2 separate regions of the Homo sapiens genome follow, and region 2 is linked to region 1. Evidence: read pairs that join two places in POLR2A ChIA-PET (ENCODE). Cell type or tissue: OCI-LY7. All regions are shown on one strand. Each heading gives the region's core, and the rest is flanking DNA. Links, peaks and the distances in the headings are about the cores only.

Region 1 (15,487 bases), core at 6,416-11,415:
TTAATTTGTTTTCCTTTTCTAGTTTCTTAATTTGAAAACTGAGATCACAGATTTTAAAATCTTTTTATTTTCTAATATAAGCTACAAATTTCCTCTAAGCACCGCTTTAGCTGCATCTGATAAATTTTGATATTTTTTGTTTCATTATCATTCAGTTCAAAATATTTTCTAAAGTTTTTTGAATTTTTACTTTGCCCATGGTTATTTAGAAGCTCAAGTTTCAGATATTTGGGAGATCAACCCAAGTTTTTGCAATTTTCACTTAAGAAAATACTAATGATTTTCATATATCTGGATTTCTATTTTTATCTTTTTAATTGAAACTTAATTTTTAACCTCTATAATCTCTGCTTTATCTTCTCTATGCTCTGTTTATCTTCTCTAGAGTTTCATCTAGTAATATTTATTTCATTCCTATGTTATTCATGTGTGTTATTATTCATTCCTTTTCTCCTGTGTCTTGATTGGCTTTGTTGGTTAATTATTAATTTTATTATTTTTTCAAAGAAATAATATTTAGTTCTGTTGATACTTTAAACAAAATTTTAAATACACATTATTTTTTAGTGGCAGTCTTAGGTTCACACCAAAGTTGAACAGAAAGTATAGAGAGTTTCCCTATATCCTTGTTCCTACATACATACAACCTGCCTCACTACTAACATCTGGCACCAACATGGACATACCAAGGTGCCTTCAAGAAACCTGGAGGTGGCAGAAACAAAATGGCTCTTGGAAGTTAAATCTCAAAATTAACATACAATGGTTCAAAAAACAGATATCTAGGCCAATGCGATTTGACTAAATTGATTGGATGCTATTGTCTATTGGATGCTATCTCATCTTACCTGTTCCCTTACCTAACCTGCTTCCTTACCATCCCAGCCAAGCTATCTTTCATACCACTCCGCTGAGTTCTTTTTCCCAAAGGCATAAATATCCCCCATGTTGCCTAATTCAATAGTCAAATCTCAACTCCTTATCATATTCTACTCCTCAGAAATATTTTAATATAACTAACACTCCTACTATCTTGAAACATTTTCTTCTGGTTTTGGGGACAATGTGTGCTGCCAGTTTTTCTCCTATCTCATTGGCTGTCTTCCTCAGTCTTCTTTGCTTTACCCTCTTTCTTATTTCTGCTTCTAGATTGGAGTTGTTTCAGGCTGAATTCTTGGGACTTCTTCTCTTCTCTATTTGCATTCACCATTCTGAGGGACTGAATCCAATTCCATGGCTTTGAAAACCACTTGTATCCTGATGACTTCCAAATTGTTACCTTTAGTCCCAAACTCTCCTTTACAGAATATAGACTACAGACTATCCAACTGCCTGCTCAAAGTCTGCCTTTTGATGTCTAATAGGCTTACTAAACTCATCATGTTCAAAACTAAAATTTTGGTTGGTTATCCTCAAATATTCGTCTCTATTCACCAATCCCAACTTGGAGTTTATCCTTTAAAATGCATTTTAAGTAACACTATTTCTTACCTCTGTTACTATTATCTGTTTTGCTCCAGAATACCATCATCTCTTACCTGACCTTGCAGTCTGTACTATGTTGCTTTCTTATTGCCACTCTATCTGCCTTTGGTCAATTCTCTGTTTTGTAGCTTAAGTGGTCCTTTTAATATGCAAACCTGAGCATGTCACTGCCCTGTTCAAAACCCTCCAATAACTTCTGTTATATTAGAATAAAATCCAAAACCCCTTATCATAACCTTATGACCTTATAAGGCCCTTTGTGTTCTGGCCCCTGACTGCCTCTTCCACCTCATCTTACCACTGTCCTCCTCACTTGCCCATTGAAAGCCAATCATATTCGTCTCGTATCTGTTTCTTAAACATGTCAAGCATATTCCCATCCCAGGGCCTTTGTTCCTGCCCTTTCCACTATCTGAACACTGTTTTCACATCCACTTGGCTAGCTTCCTTACTTCATCCAGGTCTCTATTCAAAGATCATCCCCTTAGAAAGCCCTTTGGTCGGGCACGGTGGCTCATGCCTATAATCCCAGCACTTTGGGAGGCTGAGGCAGGCGGATGACGAGGTCAAGAGATCAAGCCCATTCTGGCCAACATGGTGAAACCCCGTCTCTACTAAAAATACAAAAATTAGCTGGGAGTGGTGGCACATGCCTATAGTCCCAGCTACTCTGGAGGCTGAGGCAGGAGAATCACTCAAACCCGGGAGGCGGAGGTTGCAGTGAGCCGAGATCACACCACTGCACTCCAGCTTGGCGACAGAGTGAGACTCTGTCTAAAAAAAAAAAAAAAAAGCCCTTCACTGTCCACTCAATCTAAAGTAGCATCCCTCTACCCTTTGTTTATTTTCCTGCTTTATTTTTTTCATAACACTTCAGTAGTAATTGATTTTGTATGATTGATCTACAGACATTTATATTTTTATTACCTTTTCCTCTCATTTGAAATGTAAAATTCATGAGGGCAGGGACTTTGAGACTCTTAGAATTACCATTTTATCACCAATAGTAAGGCATTCAATAAATGTTTTTTGATGTTAGAATAGATTAATATTTTGGCAGTTTGATTTGCCTCCCAGTCTTTCTAAGCTTAGTTAATATGAGCTAAGCCCTGAGAAATGGGATCTTTTTTAGTGTTTTAGAAAAATCAAGTTCCTGACCTTCTAAGGAAGACTCAAAATGGTAAGAAATTTACCAAGGTATAGGTGGAGAGCTTCTCAGATAGGCACTTCGTCCTAGTGACCCGCTCTGCATTGTTGCATGTTTGTACATGTTTTCAAGCCAAACTTCATCAGTTATTTTCTCGTTCAAAAGAGAGAGTGCAGAAAGGTCTGAAATTACTTCATTGGGTCATGGATTCAAGCAGGATTCTATTATGGCACAGTGGTGAAGAACATAGGCCCCAGAGTGAGACTGTCTAGGTTTGAATTCTCTACCACTCAGGAGCCATGCAAATGGAGCAAAATATTTAATCTCTCTATGTCTTGGTTTTCTCATGTCATTCCTTCTCATAGACGGAATAAGAATATTTGCATCATAGTATTATGCTTAGAATACTATATGTAAACACTCAACACATATTAGCAATAATAATAATTATTATTATTCTCTTATTTCTGTTGGTCTCTCAAAGATTAAATTATTATAGTTTTACAGCAGGACTAAACTTGAGGATAAAAGTGAAAAACTTTTGAGGTTCATTCTTATTTCTTACTCTGAGTTACTCCATCAATTTAGGAGAATTTGTTAAGCAGAAGGAAGATTTGTCATCTCTCTAGGTACAAGCAGATGGGCAAAGGGTAACCAGAAGATTACAAAATAGTCTGCAAATATCAAATGGCAGGAAACATGCCAGAAGTAATTGCTTTTAATATTACGACTGGGCTATGACTTATGACTCCCCTGAGATCTCACTGAGACGATCCCAGCTGATGACTCCACTCCTGAACACTGGTGTTAATGAGAGTCACAACGCAATACTGTTTTCCTGTCTATGCAGAGTGAGTTCCATGTTCACACCCAGATGAACACCAAGAAATAGGAAGCAGCAGTAGAGTGCTTTAAAAGTACATAATTAATGCAAAACGTCTTTTTTCCCTCTTGTTCAAGTTCCACTATATACTAGCTTTATTAAAGACCTGTTTAAAACAAACACAAAAGCTCTAAGAATGAACATTTATCATGCACGTACCTTGTACCATGTACCTTTCAAAGTGTTTTACATATATTAATTCACTTAATCCCCACAATAACTCCATGAAATGGGTATTGTTTTTATCCCGGTTTTACAGAAGAAGGTGAGACAGCAGCAGAAAGGTCAGGAACATACCCATGGTCACGTAGTTGAAGTGATGCAACTGGGATTCAAGCCTAGGCTATTTGGCTTCTAGAGCCCAGAAGCTTAGGCTCACCACTCTGTTGTCTAGAAAAGCTCCCAAGCATGCTCATTACTAATCTTATAATCACAGATACACTACCTTTCATCTGAAAACATCAATTTAATTTCTTATTTAAAAGTTTTTTTAAGTAAGAGTGCAAGGCACTGAGCTATGCAAGGGAAATCCATAGAAGCCTTCTAATACTTTACACACAACTCTATGACTGGGAAAACCCCACCCACATCTATTCTATTGGCTGGTTTCTGTTTGCTGCCTTGTTCTAGACAGTTACCTGACTTCTTTAACAATGTAGTTGTGTTCTTTTGTTTTCCACCAGAATTGTAGAAAGGCCCATTATCTCTCTTCTTCAGATCCAAGTGGGTGCTGAAGAGAACAAAAATGGAACAGCCAATCCTCTTTAAGCCTTTTTGCTGTATGTGTAAATTTTATTTTACTTTTTTGAGACAGGTTCTTGCTCTGTCACCCAGGCTGGAATGCAGTGGCATGAACATGCAGCCTCAACCTCCTGGCATCAAGCAATCTTGCCACCTCAGCCTCCAATGTACCTCAGAGAAGAAGTGATATTGAGATATTGAGATAATCTGCCTAATTCACTTATATGATCCATTGGCCAGAATTAGGCAGATTATCTCTATCTCATCATAACGGAGGGTGAGAAATCTGAGAATCACATAAAATAACTGTAAGAACTCTCTCTACCACAATGAAATGTATTTGAAAATTGTATATTCTTGATATGTTAGGACTTTTTTCACAAAGAAACAGTAACAATTTTTTTTATTGTTATTCCCAGTATCCACAAGCACGCACCACCATGCCTGTCTAATTTTTTTTAATTTTTATTTTTTGTAGAGATAGAGTCTTACTTTGTTGCCAAGGCTGGTCTCAAACTCCTGGGCTCAGGCAATCTTCCCACCTTGGCCTCCCAAAGTGCTGGGGTTATCAGGCACGAGCCACTGCAGCTGGCCTGAATGGGTAAATTTTAATAGGTATTTTCTGGAGTTCGGTTTCAACTACCAAGCAGAAACATAATAATAACAGGCAAGGGAATATTATTAAATACACATTTTTGCCTGGAGAGATCTCTACTCAATGCTTACTTCTTACTCCTTTAAGGCTGATCTGGAAGTGGACATTGGAGGCATAACTCTAGTCTTTCATTCTTCTTGAGCCAGAGAGGAATACTTTTGTTGACTTAGTGGCTGTAGTGAGACAAAGGGGACCATGACTTAGGTTGAGACTCCTTGTAGGTAGAGAGACGTAGCTAAGGATGTTATGTGTAAAACTTCCTCCCAGCCTTAAATTCGTGATACAACAATTTTATGTGCTTTGAAAATGGAGCAAGACTACCACCCTCTGCTTATTTTGGGGCTTGGGTTCACAGATGGTGGGGAGGGGAGCATCCTGATCTTTAGAAGTGGATGAAACTTGATTACACTTACAATCTGTGTGACTGTAGGAACATCACTTGTTTCTTTATTTGTAAAATGGGATTCATAATAGATTCTGGCCTGTGAAAATGAGTGATACACTATATATAATACATGACATACGAAAGGTGCTCAGTAAGTTGTAGCATTATGAACTGTAATGGTTGAAAGGCTTTAGGAACCCTATGTTATATTCAATTCATATAGGCACATCCTAAATTATCTTGTTGCTTGAACTTATATTTCCAAAATGTTGACAGACTTCTTGGGAAGTGGCTCTTGTTTAGAAAGACAATGAGACTGCCATCGACTTGATAGGGACATATAGGAAACACTACAGTGGGAGCAAACCTTCAAAAATAGAGTAATGCGAACTTCTTACCCCAGGTAGAACGTCTTTATATTCCATTAGCATCCTGTATACCAGATTTTTTCAGTTTGTCTTTGAAGTCTCCTCACCTCTCTGTGCATCAGTTTCTTCATCTGTGAAATGAAGACATTAATCTCCAAATTCCCTTCCAGCTAAAACTTCGTATTAGTTTATTGATGAGGTGAGAGATGGCATGATTGACAGACTCTGGATTTAGGAACTATAAATTTTAATTATAAAAATGCTCCCTATGAGTAAAGTTACTTTCTATTATCTGTTCTAGGTGGTAGGAGAAGGCTGTAAGTCTCAAGAACAGAGTAGTACTGTCTTAATCACAAAGCTTTGTTGCACAACAGAAAGTACAAATTACTTGCAAATTCGGGAAACCAATTGGATTGCAAGGAGCCTCTGGACTAAAATCATGTCCTGATGCTAGGAAAATAGACTGGCTTCAGAAACACATGACCACTTCCTATGGCTCATCCATTTCTGTTTTAAAACACAACCTTGGAATACATACATTTATTCCTTGAAAAACTTTTTCACATTGCTTGGGTATAACCTGAACATCGAGTGGCCATAGGCATCCTCAACTCACACAAACTGAACAGTATGACACCGTTCATGCTATGGTAAGCCCCGGTTTTGAAAAACCGGAGAAATATTAGTTAGTAACCTGCTCTAAAAAGTTTCACATATAGCACTGTATAAATAAAACTTTTAATACTATATTATGTGGGAAATAAGAACAACATCAATAATGTCCTCTAAGCTCCTTGAAGGTGGAGAGTGTCTTATGCATGTTTATTTCCCCAGCACCTGTCTCATGCAAGGGGATATTTGAATATTGAAAAGAATAGTTAATGTTTGTATCAGTGATATTTGAATTGAAATGTTTCTTGACTTAGTTGAGCACTTTCTCGAGTATTTTACTAACTTTTTTCAAGTCAATATTTTCATGCTGATTATCTCACTCAATCTTTAAAAAATAAATTCTATGACTTATTTTGGAAACCAGGAGTAATTTTTCAACTGAGATTTGATAGTAAATTAAAAGACCATCTTCCCTTTAAGACCAGTGATCTCTCTTAAGTTCCAACTATTAAATATTCTTAGAAAGCCTGTGCCTTGGAATGAGACAAATTGCTGCTTTCTAGCGATATGAGTTGAACAAGTTACTTAACCAGTCCAAGCCTCAGTTTTCTTGTCTGTAAAATGACTTTGTTGTTGGTCGATTGTGTTTTTGTCTTAGTCAAGATTAGATATAATGTATACACAGCCTCTAGAGCAATTTCCAGCATGTAGTGGGGGGGCGGAGGGATATTATTATTGTCATTTTTCTGAAGCTATTTTTCCCCACTGGTAAGATATGACATTTTCTATTGAAAAATAAAAATCTGCTGCTTGTCACTTTATGAAACCTAGACAAGTTTTCACCTCCCATTTTGGCTTAGCTTAAGAAGTAGGATTCAGAATTATCCCACGAAATTAAAAATGTTTACCCCGCCCCCACCTCACCCAAGGGCAATCACCGGAGGGTTCCTGAGCATCCACTCAGCCTGACCTACAGGAGAAATAAAAGTTGAGAACAGGGTCTCCATGCAGAGCTAAATGATTCATGTGCAAACGCCCTCTCTGATTCATAACAAGGGAGCAAATCATCCTGTCATTCCCAGAAGCCTGCAGAGCCAGCCTCATTTGGCTGAGACTGTGGGGGCTTCCAGTTTCCAGGCATAGAGTTTGGCTGCAGTCTGAATGCTTGGTGATGACCAAATTGGTGGGGAATATAGCTGAGCAGCAGGGCTGACGACTCTCTGAGGTACTGTGGGTAATTAGAGATTCATTACAATCCCATAGTTTGTATCATGGCTCGGTGTCAACACAGGGTCACTGCACATGGCAAACTTATGAAGCTGTGTCTAGAAGGATGACGCCAGCCCGGAGAGGCTGGGAGAGGGAAGCGGACAGGGATGAGGAGCAGGGGGGCTGGGACGCAGATACACAGCCAGGGACTGGAGACAGCCCGGATGTGGGGCAGTGGGCCCCGCGGGCTCTGGGGAAGGGAGCAAAACACAGGCAGCTGAACTAGCTTCCCCACCGCCATTCCTGCCATCTCCAATTAACCTTCCAAGCCAAGGGTTCCCAGAGATTGGCATGTCATGGGCCAGTCCAATTTCAAAAAATAATTGGGGCCTGACATAGGGTAGCCAACTTCTTATTTTGCAGAGTAAGGACATTGAAAGCAAACAAAACAGTTGCCATCCACTATCACCATCATTTCAGAAGAGAAAGGGGATTTTTACACTAAATAAGGTAGGAAGGACATAATCTCAGGATAAATGACAGTCATGTAAATTTAATTAATTTAGCTCACCAAGTTATGGTTATTTTTCTCATTACCATGAAGACTTATGAAAACTCTCTTGCAGACTGGCTTTAGGTTTTCCCTCCAGATTTTCCACAGTGGCAAGACTCAGAGCACAGTTTTGTGGAGAATATTCATAAGGAGAAAAAGGACACTGCACATCTTATGAACTTTATGAAGATTGCTTTACGAAGAACTTTATGAAGAAAGATAGCTTCTGCCTCTTCTTTATATACTCTTTTCATTCCCCAGTTGAAAAGAAAAGAAAAAAGAAAGAGAAAAAAAAGGAAGGAAAGGAAAAGCTTATCTATCAAATCATTTCATTAGCATGACATTCAAACTGTTCTAATGAATTTAAATGGGATTTTTGATTTTATGTTTCTTCCAGGTGACATAGCAATGATAACATATCTGTAAAATTCTTTTTTTTTTTTTTTTTTTGAGACAGAGTCTTGCTCTGTTGTCCAGGTTGGAGTGCAGTGGCGCGATCTCGGCTCACTGCAAGCTCCGCCTCCCGGGTTCACGCCATTCTCCCTCAGTAGTATTCTCCCTCCCGAGTAGCTGTGACTGCAGGTGCCTGCCACCACACCTGGCTAATTTTTTGTATTTTTAGTAGAGACGGGGTTTCACCGTGTTAGCCAGGATGGTCTTGATCTCCCGACCTCATGATCTGCCTGCCTCAGCCTCCCAAAGTGCTGGAATTACAGGTATGAGCCACCGCGCCTGGCACATACCTGTAAAATTCTTTTATTTGCAAAGGACTTTCACATTTATGACCTTCTCTGATTCACCAAACAAACCCAGTAGATAGTATTATACTATATTACCCATTGTACGGATGAGGAAACTGAGGGTATGATTTGCCCAAATTCAAACATTCAGTAAATTGTGGAGCTAGGATTCAAACTCATCTTTCCTGGCTCCATAGTCTATACTCTTTCATTACAACATGAATTAAGGGAAAAGAGAGGTACTCTGATATAATTTTGCCATGATCAATCTTTTTATTCTCTGGAACAAGATCTTCACATTTTGGAAAAATCTTATAAAGAATCAAAAGTGAAACCTGGATGGCCCTGAAACCAAAAGCTCTGTTTTTCAGTCCCAAGGCACTCTAATTATGGAGCATGAGTCATCTCCACCCTGATACACTTAAAGCCATATTTCATTAGTTCAAGTGGACCACCCTGCAGGGTGGGGTTACACAAAAGAGGAAAACAGAAGCGTTCAGTTAATGAAACAGAAAAAATGACAGTACCTCACTTATAGCTGACTTTGTGTTAGTATTTTTAGATGTTTTTTTAAAGAACGCTTTTGCATATCTTTTTGTTACGTCAAATTAACAAATTTCACTTGATGCGAATTTGTCACATTCAGAACTGGAAGAAGTGGTGAGTCGGGAGGCTTTGCGGCAAGGAGAATACCGCCTGGGTGAGGAACAGGTGGTATGTGCCCTTCTGTGTGTGACCAGCCCGGCTGCAGGTGGCTTCTGCACTTGCAAAGGCTGAAGGAGCACAAGTAAGGATGTCTCTCACAGGACCTTCAGGCCCTCCCTAGGCATGTGGATGGCTCCTCTCTGTCGTAGTCCTCCTCTAGCTGGAGTCTAAGTGCTTGCTGAATTTCGGGCCTGCCTCAGCTTTATTTCCCTTTCAACACTAATGCACAGCAATATCCAGAACTAACAGGAAAAGGAGGAATTCATTTCTCAGGGAAATATGGGCCTTGAGCTTAGAGGTTAAAATCAGGGATTCTCATATCTGCATTTCTTTAGAACTGTGAAGGGCTTTGTGTTTTGCTTTTTCAGAATGCGTAGACCAGACTTCTAGGTAGGTAGAAACTAACAGCTTCTTAAATTCTAAAATTATTTGAAAAGGAAAATAATTATATAAATTAGAGCTTTATATACTAATCTGTAAGTTTGTCTCATTTGCCTGATTAATGGAACCAAGATATGATCCCAATTAGCTCCCAACTTCAAGATTAGAAAAGATCCTCCATAAACATTCAAATAAGTTTTGTATCTAAGTTAATAGAATCGGACCAGTGTTAATTTTCTGGTTTCGACTTTCTACTATGGTTGTGCACAATATCATTGGTGGAAGCTGGGTGATGGTTATATGGAATCCATACTGTTTTCACATCTTCTTTGTAGTTCTTAAATTACTTCAAAACCAAAGGGTTTTCTTGTTTAAACTCTTCATGTAGCTTTCTCCTGATAAGCTAAGAGGTCCCCTGAAAGTAAAAAACATTAGTGCATAGGTGATGTATCACATGTCCCTATCCTCAGAATGCTGAGGGGCTTTGTGGTCTAGGTAGTTCAAAACAATAATCTAAAAAACTTATTTGCTTCATACTTACCATACATTTCATGAATAACTAATTATTTTTCTCATGTATTAGCAGGCCAAATGGCCTTCACTTTGAACTTATGAAAGGCACCTTTCTATTTAAGGAAATTCTATAAAAGAAGCTTTGGCGAATTGATAATAATGACCATCCACTGTGGAAGACAGCTGGCCTATGAACTTCATACACATTATCTTTTTTAATTGTCACAATAATCCTGCAAGGTAGTTATTATTGTCCTCCTTTTGCAGTTAAGAGAACTGGAGACACAAAAAAGCTAAGTGAATTATGCAAAGCCACCCAGCTAGAAGTGACTTTCTTCAGAGGAAGTTCTTGGAATTCCTGTGCCACCATAAGAGTTACTCACCTGCTGGATTTTTATGAGAAGGTATGTACTTCCTAATTTATTCAGATAATTTTTGGCGTATATCCTGCTTTGCTGTGCATGTTTATTCTACTATAAATTTATTCATTCAATCATTCATTGATTGACTAACTCATTCAACAAATATTTATGGAATGCCTCATGTGTACCAGACACTGTGAACTGCAACATTGAATGAAACAGAATTATGTCCCCTCCCTCAAGAAGGTCAACAAGTAAATACATAAATATTTTTAAAAAGCAATAAGCCAGTTGCAGAAAAATGAAGAGGATGAGGGAGAATGGAGGATTAAGTGGAAGTGAGGTGTGGAATAAGGGCGCTATTTAAGGTAAGGGGTCCAGGGATGGCTTTTCTGAGGAGACAACATTTGGGCCGAGACCTGATGAAGCGAGGAGAAATGCCACAGTGGGGAAGAGGGCAGCAAGTGTGCAGGCCTTCAAAGGAGAAGCAGGAGATGCCCAGTGGGTTTGGAGTTCTGTGAGGGAGGTGTGTGGTAGGAGGTAGATGAGAGAGGTAGCCAGGGGCTAGATCACTGCAGGGTTTTGTAGCCTGTGGTGAGAATTTAGGTTTTATTTTAATTGTGATGGGAAGCCACTGGAAAAAAAGACCGGGTCCAATTTACACTTGAAAAGAATCACTCTGGCTGCTGCCTGGGGAACCATGTATAAGGGGGCCAGGGTGGCAGCAAGGATACCACTGGGGGCCAGGACAAGGGATGTGGTGGCTTAGATGAGGGTAAGAGTTTTCTTCTAACCCTGACCTAAGATCTATGACTTCCTGACAATAAATTCTAATATTGAATGCCTTTAGGCTTAACAATGTAGGGATCCCAACCTGCCAAAGCTGTGGGCACAGAACAAATAACACATTTTGCATTCTGAGTGTCTCTGGGAAAGGAAGAAAAAATGACAGGCAGAAGGGAACAAAGGGTGTGTATGGGTTTTGCCATTGTCTCTAAAAGTGGATAATGTGGATTCAATTGCCCTCCTCCTTTCAACTTTCATAGTGCTTAATTCTGCCCCACTAATTTTTACATAATCACATGTGGCCTTTCTGTGCAACTTCCCTTTAAGGAAATGCATCTTTTTCTTTCCAAAAATACTAGCAGTTCCTAAAGGGCAGACACTGTGTTGATATGGTGCTTGTATTAAATGACTAGAATTTTACAGTAAGATAGTTGATGTTAAAATGTATACTTTTAAAATGATTAATATTTAGGTAATTGAATAAATGCAATTAAATTGGCCAGTTATTTAGTAAAGTTGAGGGTTAGAAAATATCTTGGCCTTGTTGGATGTCTCCTGGCTCTCTAATGCATCCTTTCTGAGGACGTTCAATGGACCACTGTTCCACAGGATGTTAATAGGTGTTATTTGAAAACAGGCTTTTGTGGTCAGATAGTTTAGGGAGTCTTAGTGAAATAAAATTACATAGGTTTTTTCACTGTAGGACTTCTCAGTGGCTTTACTATGCTAATGTCTATTGTAAATGTGCAAGAAGTGACATAATTTGTAATCTGTCCCTAAAATCTCTGACCGTGAAACTTCTTTCTCATTGAACTTTTTTAGAGAGCACCTCCTGAAACTAGAGTTATGAAAACACATACTTTGCAAAAGATTTCAGTGGAAATCATGGTAGGTAACGAAGTGGGCAAACTTTTCTTCTGATTCTGTTATAAATAAAAACCAAGGCCTATACCAAGGAAGAATAATTAGCAAAGGCTTGAATGGTCTTTTTCAAACTGATCATCAGAAAGACAATAATTAAATACAATTTTTTATCCTGATTTAGCAAAATGCTGACTCAGCTTATCATCTGGTGTGAAGGATAGAATTCACTTGGTTCGGGCAGGGCGTGGTGGCCCACGCCTGTAATCCCAGCACTTTGGGAGGCTGAGGCGGGTGGATCACGAGGTCAGGAGATCGAGACCATCTTGGCTAATATGGTGAAACCCCGTCTCTACTAAAAATACAAAAAATTAGCTGGGCATGGTGGCGGGTGCCTGTAGTCCCAGCTACTCTGGAGGCTGAGGTAGGAGAATGGCATGAACCTGGGAGGCAGAGGTTGCAGTGAGCTGAGATTGTGCCACTGAACTCCAGCCTGGGCCACAAAGCGAGACTCCAACTCAAAAAAAAAAAAAAAAAATTCACTCGGTTCAAAGTTTTATATCAGAATCTATTGTTAACTGGTCAATTAATTTGTTGGAGATGTAGCAAAGGGATTGATTCATTTACCAAATTCTTTTTCATCTATGAAATTTAACGTCTATGATGGATACAATCCTTCCTAGAAGGTAAAAACCTATACCAGTTTGTTGTTGGAAATGATTTCTGCCAATTCACAGTTGTGGTCACTATAGCACTTTATTTTTCACAATTTCAGTTGGACTTGGAAATATCTAACCCACTCCAGTTTTGCTTGCCTTTCATGATCATGTGACCAGGAAGCAGCAGTAAGCAGACTACTCTTAAGATGGAGCTGTGGTGATTTAGGCATGGGGGCTCTTGAAATTAATCCATGAGTATCATTCTGGGCAAAGTGAAACATCCAAGCCTATAGCAGTTATGAGTTATGATGTGTGGTTAAAAAGCCAAAAGCAACGGAAACAGCATTTAGAGACTAATTCGGTGCTAAACAGGAGGATATTGACCATGTTATAACAGAAAGAGCTGTGTGTTATAACCTAGTGGTTATAACTGAGACAACATGGAAGTTATAACTGGAAGAAAGATGGGCACCTTTCTTCCATTAGCATTTGTCAGAACCTGGTTGAGAATGACAAATGAATAACAGGTATACTTTAAAAGACTATATACTGAAAGAACTCAGGAAATCATATGAAAGAGGGCATTACACCTCAAGGAGCTAGAAGGCAATGTACTTTATGCTACAATGAATCTTCTATGCCAGATACAGATCTCCCCCCCAATTCAGCTCTTCAACTAAGAGATAAGATCTTAAGAATTGTGGCTCAGTGTTTGGCCTTTATTCAGCTAATTTTAATGTATATTATTAGGGAATATTAACTGAGCATAATTGGTGTTTACACTTGGAGCTTATAATCTCTCGTAATATGTTAGCAATATAATATGATTATTTTTTTTCTTTTGGTATAAGCTGCTTTATGGATCTCAGGCAATGAAAACTTATGTGTGGCAAGCAAAGTGCTCTCTCAAGAAGGAACTAGTTGATACCTGCTCCATTTTGGTTGGAGAAACCAAGGTGCCAAGAGGCAGAGGCCATGGAAGCTCTTCCTAAGACAGATTCCTGGCTTTGTGATCTTGGGTCTAATTCATTATGTTGAATTACAATACATTGGTTTTGTCATCATTTTGCAAGACCTGTTGTATCAATAGCAATACCTCCTCTGATATGCCTTTCTGAGTTCCCACTCTGGGGAAATCCAACATTCTTAGTGTAGTACCTAAGACCTTCTGCCTACCACTTCAGCCTGGGCTTCTTTTGGCTACTCCAATATGTCTTGCCTCACCTCTTGCTCCCAACTTTGGGTTTTCATATACACTATTAACTTGATGATAAAAAATATCCAACTCTCCATTCCCTACTTCCTCTTTGTGCCTCTCTTCCTTTCCTCCAGGCCTTCCTTGGCGGCCTTCACTGACACCCCTTACACCCCCTCAATTTTTCTTTCCATTCCTCAACTACCTGATGCACATGCTAACATACATGCACACTCACACATGCACAGACACATGAATAAGTACTTCTGCCAGCAAGACATTATTGTTTATCCTCCCCATCAACCCCACAGCTCCTTAAAGTGGATGCCACAACTATCTTCTTCATTGTTGCATGCCTTGTACCTATCACAGCACTAGGAAAATAATTGCTCAATTAAGTAATAAATGACCTCTCAGCTGGAACTCTATAAGCCAGAAGAGATTAGGGGCCTATACTCAATAGTCTTAAAGAAATAAACTTTCAACCAAGAATTTCATATCCAGCCAAACTTAGCTTCCTAAGTGAAGAACAAATAAGATGCTTTTCAGATAAGCAAATGTTGAGGGAGTTTGTTACCACCAGACGTGCCTTACAAGAGATCTTGAAAGGAGCACTAAAGATAGAAAAAAAAAGGACCACTACCAGCTACTACAAAAACACATTTAAACACACAGGACCAGTGTCGCTATAAAGCAAACACACAAACAAACCAACATAATAACCAGCTAACAACACAGTGACAGGATCAAATACACTCATATCAATATTCACCTTGAACGTAAATGGGCTAAATGCCCCATTTAAAAGACACAGAGTGACAAGCTGGATAAAAAAGCAAGGCCCAATGGTATGCTGTCTTCAAGAGACCCATCTCACACATAATGACACACATAGGCTCAAAATAACAGAACGCAGGAGAATCTACCAAGCAAATGGAATACAGAAAAAAAGCAAGGGTTGTAATCCTAATTTCAGACAAAACACTTCAAAGCAACAAAGATCAAAAAAGATAAAGAAAGACATTATATAACGGTGAAGGGTTCAATTCAACTAGAAGACCTAACTATACTAAATATATATGCACCCAACACAGGAGCACCCAGATTCATAAAAATGTTCTTAGAGAACTTCAAAGAGACTTTGACTCCCACACAATAATAGTGGGAGAATTGAACACCCCACTGACAATATTAGACAGATTATCAAGACAGAAAATTAACCTATTCAGGATCTGAACATAGCACTG
Region 2 (15,487 bases), core at 5,950-10,949, 68 kb before region 1:
TTCTTTTCTTTTCTTTCTTTTGACAGAGTTTCGCTCTTGTTGCCCAGGCTGGAGTACAATGGTGCACTCTCAGCTGACTGCAACCTCTGCCTCCTGGGTTCAAGTGATTCTCCCGCCTCAGCCTCCAGAGTAGCTGGGATTATAGGTGTGTGCCACCACGCCCGGCTAATTTTATATTTTTAGTAGAGACGGGGTTACACCATGTTGGTCAGGCTGGTCTCAAACTTCTGACCTCAGGTGATCCACTCACCTCCCAAAGTGCTGGAACCATAGGCGTAAGCCACCATGCCTGGCCCTAGTCATCTTAATAAAGCTACAACTAAGGCCCTCTTCAACCCTTGCTGCACAATAAAACCACCAAGAGAACTTTTAAAATTAATGAATTTTAGGCTTTAAGAGATTTTTACTTATATCATCCAGGCAGGAACCAGGCACCCATATATGATTTTGAACTGCTCACTTTCCTCCCTTCTTTCCTTCCTTCCTTCCTTCCTTCCTTCCTTCCTTCCTTCCTTCCCTCCTTCCTTAAATTAAGATGAAGCTCATATAATATGAAATTAACAATTTTGAAGTGAACAATTCAGTAGCATCTAGTATAGCTACAGTGTTGAGAAACCACCCCCTCTATTTAGTTTTGAAACATTTTCATCACCACAAAATAAAACCCTGTACAGGTTAAGCAGATGCTCCTCATTCCCATCCTCTCCCAACTCCAGGCAACCACCAGCATGTGCTCTGTCTCTATGGATTTACCTATTATGGATGTTTTGTGTAAACACAACCATACAATATGTGGCCTTTTGTGTTTGGCTTCCTTCACTTGGCATAATCTTTTTGAGGCTCGTCATGTTGTGTCACATATCAGCACTTCATTCCTTTTCATGACTGAATAATATTCTTTTCTATGGATATACTATAATTTATCCTGTTTATCCATTTATTTGTTGATGAATATTTGGGCTATATCTACCTTTTGGCTATTGTAAATAGTGCTTCTGTGAACATGTGTGTACATGTATTTGTTTGAGTACCTGTTTTTAATTCTGTGGGTATACAGGAGTGAAATTGCTGGGTCATATGGTAGTTCTAAGTTTAACTTTTTGAAGAATTGTCAAACTGTTTCCATAGTGTGGGACCATTTTACATTCCCACCAGCAATGTACCAGGGCTCCAATTTTCTCATATCTTTGCCAACACTTATTTTCCTTTTTTTAAAAAAATTACAACACCCTTGTAGGTGTAAGGTGGCAGTTCATTGTGGTTTTGATTTGCATTTCTGTAACTTTTTTTTTTTTTTTTCGAGACAAAGTCTCGCTCTGTCACCCAGGCTGGGAGTGCAGTGGCGTGATCTTGGCTCACTGCAACCTCTGCCTCCCGAGTTCAAGTGATTCTCCTGCTTCAGCCTCCCGAGTAGCTGGGATTACAGATGCCCACCACCATACCTGGCTAATTTTTGTATTTTTAACAGAGACAGGGTTTCACCATGTTGGCCAGGCTGGTCTCGAACTCCTGACCTCAGGTGATTCTCACACCTCAGCCTCCCAAAGTGCTGGGATTACAGGCGTGAGCCACTGTGCCCGGCTGCATTTCTGTAATTACTAATGGTGTTGAATATCTTCTCATGTGATTGGTGGGCATTTGTGTATCTTTTCTGAAGAAATATTTATTCAAGCCCTTTTCAGGCATCCATATGTTTTATGATGCCTGCTATCCCTTGAATGTGATTTTAGTGCGCAGAGGTTGAGAAGAATCATTGATGTAAGGGAAAGTAAAGAGCAAATAAGAAAGAGGATGTCAGTGACTTATTGTCTTTGGCATTTGCATGTGGATAGGCAAGAACAGCAGGTAATGTTATCAGCCAGTCCTTCACCAACTCTGCTCTACCTGAAGAATTCAAACAACAAGCATAAAATTGTATAAGTGTGACCAGTATATGTTCCATGACTTCGAGGTGGTATTAAAGACAATTTTAAAAGGCTGGGTTTCATGTTTTATAGCTAAATAAAATGTCTTACAAGACATATAGAATACTTTTCCCAGAGAAGCCAAAAGGTTTACTCTTTTGTTACATTTTGTAGTAAGGGTACAGATTTTTCACTTTTAAGAAATTATGACAAGCAAAGGAAAATAATAAGCCCGAGTTCCTGTTAAATTCAGAAGAAAAATATGAGTTACTTGTGTCCCTGGCCACCAGTGTGCTGCCCCTCTCTTTCCTTCTCTCCTCCCCGATTTCTTTGTCCTTCTTCTCCCCCTCTTTTCTCTTTCCTTTTCTTTCCTATGAATCATAGTATGCGAATAAGTAGAGAGGTTTATTTGATTCTTATACTCTGTTGAGTTGCCGATGTGGTCATTGTTAGTTTAGTGTTACATCTTTGGAATGCGTCTCTTGAAATTTCTATGTCAGAGAAATGCAAAAGAAAACAGTCCATCTAGCAGGTGCCTAGATATTTATTGTTCCTTTCTAAGATAGAAATGTAGTGCTTACAGAGTAGGGGATGAAATTTTCTTTAGTGAAAACGGTTTTATTAGAATTTAGACCCTAAATATCTGTTTTGACAATGAAACAAAAAATATTTGACAGCAAAACCTTTGTTGTCAGGAAGTGCTGCAGGATGGGCACTCCAGGCAGCCAACCCTGGGAAAGGAAAGGGAGACTCAGGCGTGGGCTGAGGGAGGCATCAGACTGTGCCATAGGCCTGGACAAAGGCCCTGCGAACCCAACAGGGAGCTCTGGAGCAAAGATTGCATATTAGAGGAGGCCTACTTGCGACTTGTCTTACTGGCTTCGTGTCACTGCCTTAGCCATTGGCCAAGGAACCCCGAAATAAAGCATGACTTGAGCTCCAACACTTGGGCCAGTCTTGAAGAAGCCTCCAGCCAGAAGATGTCAGCTCACCACACTGCCTGCAGCTGACTACCAACCACTTTCTTGAAAGTGTTTCTGAGTGGTCCAGCTCTGTGTTGACCATAGAAAGTGATCTGTTTTTCACTTGTCAGACACATAAGGGCAGTTGCAGGTAAGAAACAAGAAAACGCATGTTAGCAATTTCCTTACCTCTAACCTAATGGTTTCTTTATCAAAGTGATAGATTCTTATAAAATCTGCCAAAGGTTTCTCAAAATCTGCCAAAGCTCTCTCAAAACAACACAACCCCGATCCCTCTGGAACTTAGTCCAGTATTTAATGCACATCTTTTAGACTCATCCTTTTGAGAGCTAATTCCAATACCGTAATACTGTGAGGATGCAATGTCACCTCATAGACCTGGATAGAAAAAGGTTAGGACAGTGCCTGAGCCATAGTAAGTGACTGGTAAAGATCTGTTAAATTAATACATGAATAATTAAATTACATAATGAATTACAACAAGACTCTTTTGAATGTGGCTTCAGTATCATGGTCTAAAGAGTAGTAGCACAATTATTGATACCAGGATGCCAGAATAAAGTCCCGTTTTGAGTTTCTTGAAAGTTTTAAACTATGTTTTGAGATATTTCTCTTGTTTCAAATATTTCTACCATGGCAAAAAAACAAATTCTAAATGCATTTTGCAGGAGAATTTTCCACTTAATTTTAAAACCCTTGTGTATTTTAAGGAAAATTCAACCCACATGTTTCATTATTTAATTTACACTTAACCATAAAATGATTGTTTTGTAAGAGTCTAAAGTATACAAAAAATCTTTGGTAGTTTTCTCCCACCTTTTCTCAGAAATAGAAAGTCTCGGTTAAGGCAAAACTAAACTGCACATCCTAGCCAGAGTTCTAGAGGGGACAAGATGATGTATCCTTACTTCCACCATCATTCCCTGCCCGCATGGGCTGTGGGTCTCTAGTAGACTGAGTAGAAATTCTGTGTGAGGCTGTGGCTGCCAACTCTTTCCTCAGTCTGTTGGTGGCATCAACTCTGTGGCAGTCACAACAGGCTGGCCTGATTTTTTTTTTAATTATTATTATACTTTTAAGTTTTAGGGTACATGTGCACAATATGCAGGTTTGTTATATATGTATACATGTGCCATGTTGGTGTGCTGCACCCATTAACTCGTCATTTAGCATTAGGTATAACTCCTAATGCTATCCCTCCCCCCTCCCCCCACCCCACAACAGTCCCTGGTGTGTGATGTTCCCCTTCCTGTGTCCATGTGTTCTCATTGTTCAATTCCCACCTATGAGTGAGAACATTTTGTTGCAGAACAAGGGTCCTTCTCCAGACTGCACCATCGTGCAATGATGTTCTGCCCACCATGGCCTGAGCTTTGCTGCAGGAGGAGGGCTCCTTCTCCAGGTTGCAGACCCAGGCTGAGGTTCCTCAGAAGTCAGCAGCGGGTGAAAACTCCAGGGGACCAAGGAACAGCTCAATTCCTAAGGAACTTAAAAAGAAAGAAAGAAAGTGAAATGCCAGTCCTTGGGTTAATGCTTTGCCAAAGAGCCTCTTCTGAGATGTAGCTACTTCTTTCAAGGATGTCCTGGGGCAGAAAGAAAAAGTCAGGGAGGTGCCATACTAAAAATTAAGACTTAATTAAACAGGTCGAGAGGAAAGGGAGAGCAATTAAGTGTAATTTCTAGATCTTTCTATAAAGATATTTGAATGGCACTACGGGTGCTTACCTAGTCACAGTGGGTTTTCTTCACCAACATAAAAGAGACTGGGGCAAATAATATCACTAACATAGAAGGGATTGGGCCAAACAATATCATTAAAACATGTTCATGGTTGAGCTTAACATAAGCTAGGCATTGTCTTAAACTCACAGCTTTCCCTTAAGTGCAGTGGTTTCCAAACACTCAGCTAAACCTAATCTGTGACACAGCACTGTGGCTCCCTTCTTTAAGAGATGGTGCTCTATTATTCTTCTTCACTTAGAGTATTGATTACTTAATTAACTGATTGGTTAACTGAGACAGGGTCTCACTCTGTTACCTAGGCTGGAGTGCAATGGCACAATCATGGCTCACTGCAGCCTCAATCTCTCGGGCTCAAGCAATCCTCCTGCCACAGCCTCCCGAGTTGGCACCACAAGTGTGCGACACCATGTCTAACTAATTTTTTTAAATGTTATTTTTTGTAGAGATGGAGTGTTGCTATGTTGCCCAGGCTGGTCTTTAAGCAATCCTCCTGCCTCAGACTCCCAATATGTTGGGATTGCAGACAGATGTGAGCTACCATGTCTGGCTCACTTGATTTTAAAGAAGTTTTGAACAATCCCTTTACGTGGCTTGGAGTACTGCTTGATGGTCCTTCTTTCTTCAGTGAGTTGACACAATTTTGTCATGATCAGGAATGGCAAAGTCACAGAAGCATACTAATGAGAAGACAACAAAAGTTACTCAACAGAAATGGCCCAACTGGCTTGTTTATGTGCCCTCTTGCAACCGCATGATCTTGAAAGCTGAAGCTGGGGGGTGCTTAATAATGTGAACAGAGTTGTTTATCTGCAACAGCTGTTAAGTGTAAAAACATAATAATCATTAGAGGATTCAATGCAATGTAGATTACCTTGCACTGAGAGTTAAGCTTTGATGAGTCATCACTTTTATTGTTGTTTATTTCTTCTAATTTTTCCTACTAGGCTTACCATTTTTAAATTAGTGAGGGAGGTGTTGGAGAGAGGGGTTTTGGCAGGTAGATATCTGCCCCCACCTTGATGGCACAGAGCCAGGGGTGGTGTGGTAGGAGGAGGAAATCCTCATTCTCCATTCCACCACCCATGGTGAGATGTACACTGAGGCTGTTAGCAACAGGGATGGAAAGAGCTCCAGATTTGATTCACTGTGATGCCATTCGAGAAGTTCATGACAGAGAGAGATTGTGAGAAAGGGAGAGAGTTGACATTATATACGTAAATAGTGAATAGTAGAGTGAGCCCTGACAGCCAGACCATAGTCTTTGCCTTCCCCTGTGCTTTGGGCCACAATGAAGAGAACTGGCAGAATGGAACACATTAGAGAGTGAGGCAGAGCTATAGAGTTAAATACACAGCCTTTAAAAAAATTATTAATAAACATTCCATAGGTTGCTTGGCCTTTCTAGGAAATAACTTGAAATATCATTTGATAGTCTGGTCACATGGCATTGAAACCTTTCTGAAGATTTTGTAAAGATTTGAATCTTTCTACAACCTAGATAACCTTGTAAAACCTATTGGAAATACAAATGCACAGAAGACACGATGTCCTTCACATGTATTTTTAGAATGAATGAACCCTCAATCTGGGCTCCTATTTAACATTATTTTAAAGCCAAAACCTGGGTTAGAAAAAATTATATTTTATTCAATATACATTTATATAATTGGGGATAAGAAAATCGAGTTCTATATACCAATGAGCCTTTACTTTGAGTACACCAAGCATTACTAGTTAGCAGATAAAAGCAGAACGGCTTATGCTGGATACATAGTTGTGCTCATGTTGTGATAACCAGAAAGGTGGGGGTGGCTGATGCTTCCACATCTCTACCTCAGAAGTGTGGGCTTCTGAAATAGGTACAAGCACCACATACTGTCTGCATAGTAACGATAAAAGAATGACTGCCAGTGAGCCGAGATCTTGCCACTGCACTCCAGCCTGGGCGACAGAGCGAGACTCCCATCTCCAAAAAAAAAAAAAAAAAAAAGACTGTCGTTGCCATTTGGGGGTTGGGGGGTGCTTTTTTTGGTATTAAAAAGGATTGGCCTTTTGGAATCATTGAAAATAACTGGTAATTTCTCAAGCACCTGCTTACTTGATCATAATCGATAGGGCCAGTGGACTCTGGAGATACCTTTTACAGATCACCATTTATTAAGCATCTCCCAGGTTAGCAGGGTGGTGACATTATGCCAAATATGTTTTATGAAAACATCACTTGTATTGACCTTACAACAAATTTATTATGTACCTTAAACATTTGCATTGCACATTAAATCTTTTCAACTTAATAAATGACTGAGGTAAATAATCAAAATATAAATTCTAATTGCCTGAGAAGACACCGAAAATTTGTTAACTCTTCCAAATGACTCTTTAATCACACAAAAGCCTGTTGACTTGTAGAGGTTGACCTTAACCTATGGTTTTGTCCATGGCTGGTGTTTGGAAAACACACTTCTTTCTTGAAAAGCCATCCTATAATATGTCAATATATTAACATATTATATTTAATGTTCCTGTTAATTATTCTGTAAAGAAAATGGGCAAGGTAAAATTCTGCAACAAGTTGTTTTTGAACTCTGGCCTTATCTGTAATAGTTCCCTTTGTTTCTTGGACCTGTGCTCTCTTTCCAATCTGTGTGCGCTTCCTCTTGTATTCCCCACCTGGGATTTTTTTCTCTTTCCTGCCTGTTTTAATAGCTATTGCTTTCTTAAAAAAACAAGCAAACAAACAAACAAAAAACAAAAACAAACCAGAGGATCGAGGCTTGCTAAACCCAGTGGCTTTTCTTGATTAATTTTAGGAGGCCATCATCACTCCAGTTTTACTCCAATTCTTATAAACATGCTCATGTGTACTTAGTGCACTGTGTGTGTGTGTGTGTGTGCATGTGTGTTTAATTTCAGGTGTGTTGGCTCTATCTTCCAGAAGTGTAGGACAAAAACATGTAGTGAAACAGTTAATAGAGACATAGTTACCCAAAAATATATGGACATTATTCTTGAAAACCACAAGAATGTAGGCTCTATAAAGACAGGAATCTTTGTTTTGTTCACAGATGATCCAGACTTCCTGGAATATAGTAGATGCTCAATAAATAAATGAATATCCAGAGTCCAACAATGTTCCCAATTGTAATTGTTCTCAAGGTTAATCTGCCATCAGATTTTTTTTTGGGACTATAAAAATCATGCACAGCTTTTTGAGAATTAATTTCCCTACTTGTGAAATAGTGATTATGATTGAGTAGGCAGGTGCTTGAGACATTACTTGCTCTTTCTCCAAAACTTTAATGACAAAATCCTTCAAGCTAATACTTTATGCACAGAATTCTCCATTCTAAAATCAAAATGGTCTGGGACAGAGAGTAACTGCTTTTGTTTCTCACCAGCATTAAGATGATCAACAGCTGCTAGCACTGCTGTATATTTTAAGTCACAGTTTGGAAATGAAATCAGTGACTGGCATCACCAATCCTTATTATCCGATGAACTATTGAATGAAACTTGTTTTTTATTCCATAGTAGTGCTTTGGAAAGGAGGACAGGCAAAGATTCATCCTTATGGTTAAACAAAATTGCAAAATTGTCGCCTGTAAAAGACATCTTTTTCTATTAAGAGATGCAAAGGCCTGGAAAGTGGGGAGATGGTATTTGCCTAGCATATGATTCCTCTGGAAATATTTGGATCAGACATGGCTAAGAATTCACACCTGTAAAATTCTTCCTTCCTTCAATCCCTGTAACTAATTTATCATCCTATTGTTGTGTTTGAATTAGCAGAAGTAAACCACAAGGCAACTGCTTGTCAAGAGTGCTATATCCATCTGAGGAGGAAAGTATTAAATTAGACCGGTGACAGGAAAGAATGGGAGCTTCCCATGCAGACCTGGCTGCCTGAAATCTGTAAAAGTTGTCAGTTATTTAGAGGATTCTCAGCAATGACAGGAGAGAGGCAGAGGGGGAAGTATTCAGGTTGCATTTCTGGGCGGAGTTCCTTCTACTCTAAACCTAACACTCTGAGAGCTGAAACTTGGCCCCTTTGCGAGATTAGGCTTCCCAAATTAGCTGTCTTTGGTGACAGCAAAAATACCTGCCTGTCCCCTTAAGCAAGACTCTCCACCTGAATGAGAAACCAGAAGCATGGCCCAAGCCCAGAACAGGTGTTTAACGGGGAAGCTGAAAGGTAGCAGGCTTCCACATGCAGAACGTTTGAGTCCATTGCTGTGGGGATTTGGCTGCATGATAAGCTTTTATTACAGTTAAACAAAATTAAAGGCAGAGTCTATAATACTGGCACAGAAGCTAAAAGGGGCATATTTGCTGGCTCACTTGGGAATCCTAAGTTTTGTTACATTTTTAGAAAGTGGGCATCTTTAATTGCCGTCAAAACCTGTGGTGAGACATAATGTTTATTTGTTTGTCAAGATGTTTCCAAATGTATTGCTGTTATTCTTTTTTTAAAAAACTGTACTTCAGTATAAATTCTATTAGTTGTTCTAAATAATACGTGACATATTGGAGGCAACCTCACATTTATGGACTTATTTTATTCACAAAGTACCTATATGAGGTCGGTAGGCTGAGGAGCATTATGATTACCTATTTTATAGACGAGGAAGTTAAGGCGATATGGAGAAATGATCTTATGTCTCTTTTTCTGAAAGTTTTATTCTGAGAAAACAAGTAACATCCCACTAGAAAAGTACAGATTTTGTCACAAAGACAGATTATAAAATCACAGGAAAGAAGCTGTAATTTTTTTGCCACTTCTTCAACTTAAAGTGGATATCCACAGCATTCATTCTCACTTCCCTCATTGTTTTCCTTTACACTCACTGTACAATCTAAACATACAAATGTATTTGCATGCTGCTCATTCCCTGGTCCCTCTCCCCTTTAAAGTGTTAGCACCATCAGGGCAGGCACAGTGTGGCTTTGCTGCTGTTCCAGTACCCAGTAACCCTGCTTGGCACCTAATAGGTGCTTGAAAACGTCTCTTCAAGGAACAAATGCTTAAAGAGTAAACATAGCAATATATTTATATTTGAAAGTATCAAAAAGTCAGAATATGGAGAAGTTTGGGAAGAATTAGTCCAGGTGGAAAAGAAATAAATCCTCTCCATTTGCTTGAGACAATTACAACTGTATAAACAATTATACATATCTCTCTTTTTTTCTTTTTTGACTTTGCCACTATATGTAAAACAAGGACTAGGAGCAGGGGGTATGCAGGCAATGCTGGCAGTTCTTAAGGAGTTATAAGCAGGAAGATAAGAGCTGTCTTGTGAGGAGTTATTATGTGGGGCCTTACACAGGGGCTTTGAATGTCCTGAAAAGTCCCAAAGTTGTGTACAGGCTTAGGTGAAGAGATTCAAGGTGAATTTAAGGAAACATCCTATCTTAACTCGAGTGTGAAAAGAAGCCTTGGTGGGTTGTAAAGAGTCATTAACAGGAGGTACGTGAGGAACGTGTTCAGTAGAAGACTAACAGGAAGCTTGTAGATTAGGAGTCTGCTCTCAGCTCTTCCCTGGACTGGCAGTGTAGCCTTGGTAAAGTCACTGAGCTACTCTGGGCCATCATTTCAGAGTTTGAATTAGAAAAGAGATTTTCCAGCTCTAAAAATCCATGCTGTTTTTACTCCTCCAAGTCTTGCTCTATGTTCTGTATTCTTTCTAGAAAAAGAGTCCTTATATATTTAATATTTGCACTTCACTGTTTTAATAAAAGTTGTTTTCGTGGGGGAAAAAAAAAAACTATATTTCTTTGTGAACTATACCTGCAGGAAGCCTAGCTGTTTGAACCATGAGGCTCTAAAAAAGGCTCAGGAGTCCACCTGGTGGTTTCTTACCCTAAATGCAAAATAAATGCATAGAAAGAAAGGGCCTTGTAAACCCAGTTAAGTACAGGAGTGATCTAAATCTTGGGCAGATTTTCATAAAATGTCTTGCCTATAGACTCACAATGAATTAGTTTCCTTATCTAAGTCCAGGTCTCTTCTAATTGTCTAATAAGATTGCCCTATATCCCAACATATGGAAAAGAGTTATTGTGCTTTCTGAAACATTTAATTGCTATTAGGGAAACTTTGGTTTGCCTCTTCTCGGGAGAAATAATTCTGGTACTGTGCTTTTCCCCTGCCCGATACTGTATTTTGATGCAACAGGATATTAATGGCTAGCATGAATTAAATCTAGGAAATTGGCCAATGGTCTGGCCAGTGCCACAGGTCAAATAGGCTATAAGTTGAGTCCAACCAAGAGAGGAGGAGAATGACAGAATAATGCACATGTAGGTTGGCCGGGCAGATGGCTACTCTCTTCATTCAAAAGCACTTAATAGCAATTCCTGCATGTACGGAATTCCAGGTCATCATGATCTTTACAGACAACTCTGTGATAACTTATCTGATTGTATCATAATCATTTAAGTCCGTGTTTATCTCCCTTATTAGTCTGGAATCTATAAGGGCAGGGACTGATTTATCTCCACACCCCTTGGCTTGAGCAAGTGCCTGGCACATCAAAGGTGACTCTACATTATTAGACAAACACTCTTGATTATTATTGTAACTATTGCTGTTTTTGTATTTACTATTATTACTTGAATGAAAAAAAGAACCTATCCAAATTACTGGTAAATAATGAATTTTAAATTTCCCCCAAACAATCATTTTAGAGAAAATACTCAGGAAAAAGGGATTTAGTTAGTTGATGAAATATTGTTTGATCTTACTCAAAATACACTTACCTTTATTAAATAACACAACTTGGATTCTATCTTCTATAAAAATACTGATAGAATATTCTCCTTTTCAATTGTGTCAGTGGGGTGATTGACAGATATGTGCTGAGACTGACTTGTGTGTTCAAAAACTAGTGCTTTACAATGTAGTTTCCTGAAATCCAAGATTCGGGAATATTCTGTTATTCTCCCTAGTGGGTAATGCCAGGAACCCTGCTATGTGATCTTACAAGCCTACCAGCTATTTTGAAACCTCACAAATTTATCTATCTCTTCCTGTTGTTCTTTTTTATAGCTTTGTTATATGCATCAAAATTATTTCCAGCACAATGCTAACCTTCTCAGGGATACATATGTTTAAAATAAAAGGGATTGGGAACAAGCTTAACATCCTTCTCTTAAAAGTAGCATACATTCTTAACATTAAAAGAAGCTGCCTATGGTCCTTAAGAATATATAAGAATAGTCCTATAAGAGCTTTTTCTTTCCTCATTTGTAAAATAATTTATACACATACACTTCTAATTAACATTTTATGTATACCTTCAGTTTTTTCCTCCCAAGCACTTGTGTTTATAAGGACACTGCTGTTGAGAGTAAATAATGATACAATTTTGGCCTTTATGATTCCAAACACCAGTAATGTCCTTTCCAGTGCCTTTTCACGATTTGTCTAATCCTCTATCGCCCTTTCCATCTTAGGCTAGTTGCTGTTCGTGTCCACAAGAGATGAGCAGCAATACCATTATAGGATTCCCTAACAAAAGCCTTCCACGATCATTTTCTAGCATCTTGGAGATTGACAAGGTCCCCTCCTGTTTCCCAAGCCCATTTCCCCCCTTATTCCTGGTGATTTCTTTTCTTATACACCAGAAAGAAAGCACCTCGCTGAGTGGTGACCTCTCTCGCTACATGGATACCTGCTAGAAACAACAAACCTCACGTGTTAAAACTGCCCCTTGATGTGTTGGGATTGGTGTGATGGTTCCTGTTTGATATACTGGGCTGCTTGGAGCTGCCTTTAAAAAAATCAATCCATATTAAAAATAAAAGTTCCTTTTGAAAATTACTCTTCATATTTCTTTGGGGGGGTTGCGCCACAAACCAGCTAAAAGTGCTGAAAAGTGTCATATAATGAAACCACCAGGACTCTAACAAGCCAGAGGAGGAGAAAATGTCTTGAATAATTACAATACTTTTTGCTTTTCAATCATGTTTCAGTTTATCAGTAATGTCTAATTTGTTTTCTTGTTGAGAAGACTGCAAACTTTAAAAATATTTATAAGATGTCAATTTTAATCTTTTGTCCAGTTTATTTCAAATTGGCAAGTATATATAGATATATAGACGTATATTTGTTTTAGAAAAGTATGAGAAATAATTGCCCATGAACTTATATCACAGGGCATAACTTTTTATTAAAAGTTAATAACAATCTCCCTGAAACTTTATCCTCTTTTTACTAGTAATTTTTGCTAGTAGGTTTTTGTTTCATTATGTGTGTAAGTCAATAATGTATGCCAAAGTAAATCATTTGAGAAAAGGAATAAACAATTTTAAAATACAGAATAGCCTTTAGAAAAACAAAATAATTAGAATGTTTTTGGTGAACTTTTCAATTGGAGAGACTCCCTGGTTACATGTGTTTCTTAAAAACATATGTTTATCATGTGTATATAGGTGCATGCATATTTATAAGCAGATTCTAAATATATGTACCTGCAGTTTCTTCATTTAAAAAAATATATGTTTGTAATGTTCCTCACATGACTAGGTTCAAACATAAACATGCCAGGTGTGGTAGCTCATACCTCATTGATGAGGTGGTTCAGGCAAACAGCCAAATGAGAAAGGGTAACTAATGGTGAGCAGCTGTGTTGGTTTAAAGGGCCTGCTGAAGGATCTAACCTGAGCAAGGTTGTTGCAATGTATTAACCACAGATAAGAGTTTGGTTGGTTTTTCTTTCACAACCCAGTTAATATACAGGAACATGAACGCCACTCCTCCTGTAGACTCAAAGGATTAAGACAAATTTAGGGTAGGATTTGAAGAGTGTAGAAAAGCATATGTTCAGCCTTTACTTGAATAAAGGAATGTTCCTATCAGCCTAAGGAATTAAGTTTTGAAAAAGAAGAGCTTCATAATTGCACAGAGATTGGTCAACTGTTTCTCAGATTTATGACTGGATTTAGGAGGCAATCAAGTCTCAACTCCTCCAACTGGCTCAAGGCCTTCCTTAAGCCAAACTCCCTGTACTGACTCACCTTGAGCTCCTCCAGTTCCCTGCTGTGATCTGATTCAGTTCAGCGAGATGCCTTTTTCCTGAAATTGTGTTCAGTCTGTATCCTCTGCCATGTGAATACTCTTGTAAAATGTCTTTCCTGTTTTCAAACATTATGGCCTCTGCCATGAGACCTTCTTAGGCATGGTAATGTGCAAAGTGCATGGGCTCACCAAGTTAGACAGATCTGGGTTTGAATTCTGGCTCAGCTACTTACTTGCTACATGACACTGGGGCTGTTTTATTCCTCTGAGCTTGTCTCTCCTTCTGTAAACCAAGATGATAACAATAGCTCCTGTTTTAATTGAGCCCCACTATAATAATGCTAGCTATCATTCATAAGTTTATGTGTCAATTAATCAAATCCTCACAGCAATCAAGGGTATTTATTTTAATGACCATTTTATAGATGAAAAAAACTGAGGTTCAGAGAGATTAAGAAAACTGCCTTAAGTCATAGAGCTAAGATTTAAACCCAAAGTGGTTTTGTTTGTTTTAACAATTTCATGGCCAAATTTTTCTCCTCTGTGTCATTCCTCTAACTTAACTTACCTTACAGAGCTTTAGTGAAGATTATAAATGAGATATGTAAATTATTTAAAATGTAATAGGCATTTAATAAAGTTTTTATTATTCATTTATTTTAGCCCACCTATCTTTTAACATTCGTTTGTCTATAATATATGTTTTGGTATTAGCTTTAGTCTTTTAAATTTTTTTTGGTTAATTTGTGGGCTTATCTTACATTTCTGTATGGCTGATTTTACTCCTATATAAGGTAGGAGACTACTTGCAAGGTATGATTTAGGGGAGATGCTTTGCAAAATTTCTATGCTCTTCCTTAAGGAGCAGTGCAATGCCTTTTATTCTATGATTAACATGGGGACTAAAAATGCAAAGTCTCCCATCTTTGAACTAAATGTATTCATTCAAATTAATCTCTGTTGAGTATCCAGTAGGCATTGGAAATGGTTTTAGGCAATAGGCATATGAGACAAATAAAAAGGAATCTCTTTTCAGTCTGACAATTCCAATTCAATGTGAGGAGGGGGACTACTTGCCTAGAGTTGCTGTCTGATGTAGTAGCCGTTAACCACATGTAGCTATTGGGTGCAGCTAGTCTGTATTAAAAGGTACTGTAAGTATAAGATACACACCAGATTTCAAAGACAATATAAAAAATGTAAAATATCTCATTAATAATTTTTGTAATTTTTGTAATGATTACATATGGAAATGAGAATATTTCGTTTATGTTGGAATAAATAAAATATATAATTAAAATAAATTCCATCTGTTTCTTTTAATGTGGCAGCTAGAAAATTTAACATTCCACATATGGCTCATAGTGTGGCTCACATTATATTTCTATGAGACAGTGTTGGCCTAGAGTAATTGGGGCAGGTGGAGGATGAGTTAGAAATTACCATTTCTATGTATTTCATTTTATAAAAATCAAATTATGCTGTTAATAACTGGTTTGTAACTATGTTTTTCCCCCTCAATAATATAGGTAGATGTCATCCCATGGCTGGATGGTGGTTCATTATATGGATGGATCATAATTTATTCAGCCTGAGCCTATGAAAAGTTGTGGATTTGAATAGACTAGAAGTAGAATTAGAATCATGGGGTAAAATATAGGATGTCACAGTTAGAGGGTATGTAGACGTTTCTGAGGCCAAATGCCTCATCTGAGAGATGAGAAAACTGAGGGCCAGAAATGATGACTAGTGTTTCCTTTGGCTCTTTATTTTTTTTTTAAGCTAACACTGGAGCATTATTCTATACTGTGCTCTGTGCTAAGCGCCATCTCAATAATCTT

What was found. ChIA-PET counts read pairs that join two places held together with the same protein. Peaks named below come from ENCODE experiments on the same cell type or tissue, not always from the same donor. Only the 100,000 strongest peaks of a DNase experiment are listed, where the experiment ranks them.
Region 2: POLR2A ChIA-PET joins it to region 1 with 14 read pairs; 3 of 35 experiments call an interaction of 5 or more read pairs at or near these places.

The regions. Positions count from the first base shown.
Region 1 is chr3:182,319,452-182,334,938 of GRCh38, reverse strand. No RefSeq gene overlaps it. Among named protein-coding and RNA genes, the nearest start is that of LINC01994, 160 kb to the left of the region's middle. RefSeq lists enhancers at 7,112-7,652, 7,653-8,194. In OCI-LY7, for the core only: no CTCF peak of the experiment used is centred there; a DNase peak (open chromatin) is centred at 9,498; H3K4me3 peaks cover 2,429 bases; H3K27ac peaks cover 3,605 bases.
Region 2 is chr3:182,387,371-182,402,857 of GRCh38, reverse strand. No RefSeq gene overlaps it. Among named protein-coding and RNA genes, the nearest start is that of LINC01994, 91 kb to the left of the region's middle. In OCI-LY7, for the core only: CTCF peaks have their summits at 10,270 and 10,469; DNase peaks (open chromatin) are centred at 8,687, 9,517, 10,127 and 10,467; H3K4me3 peaks cover 3,080 bases; H3K27ac peaks cover 3,762 bases.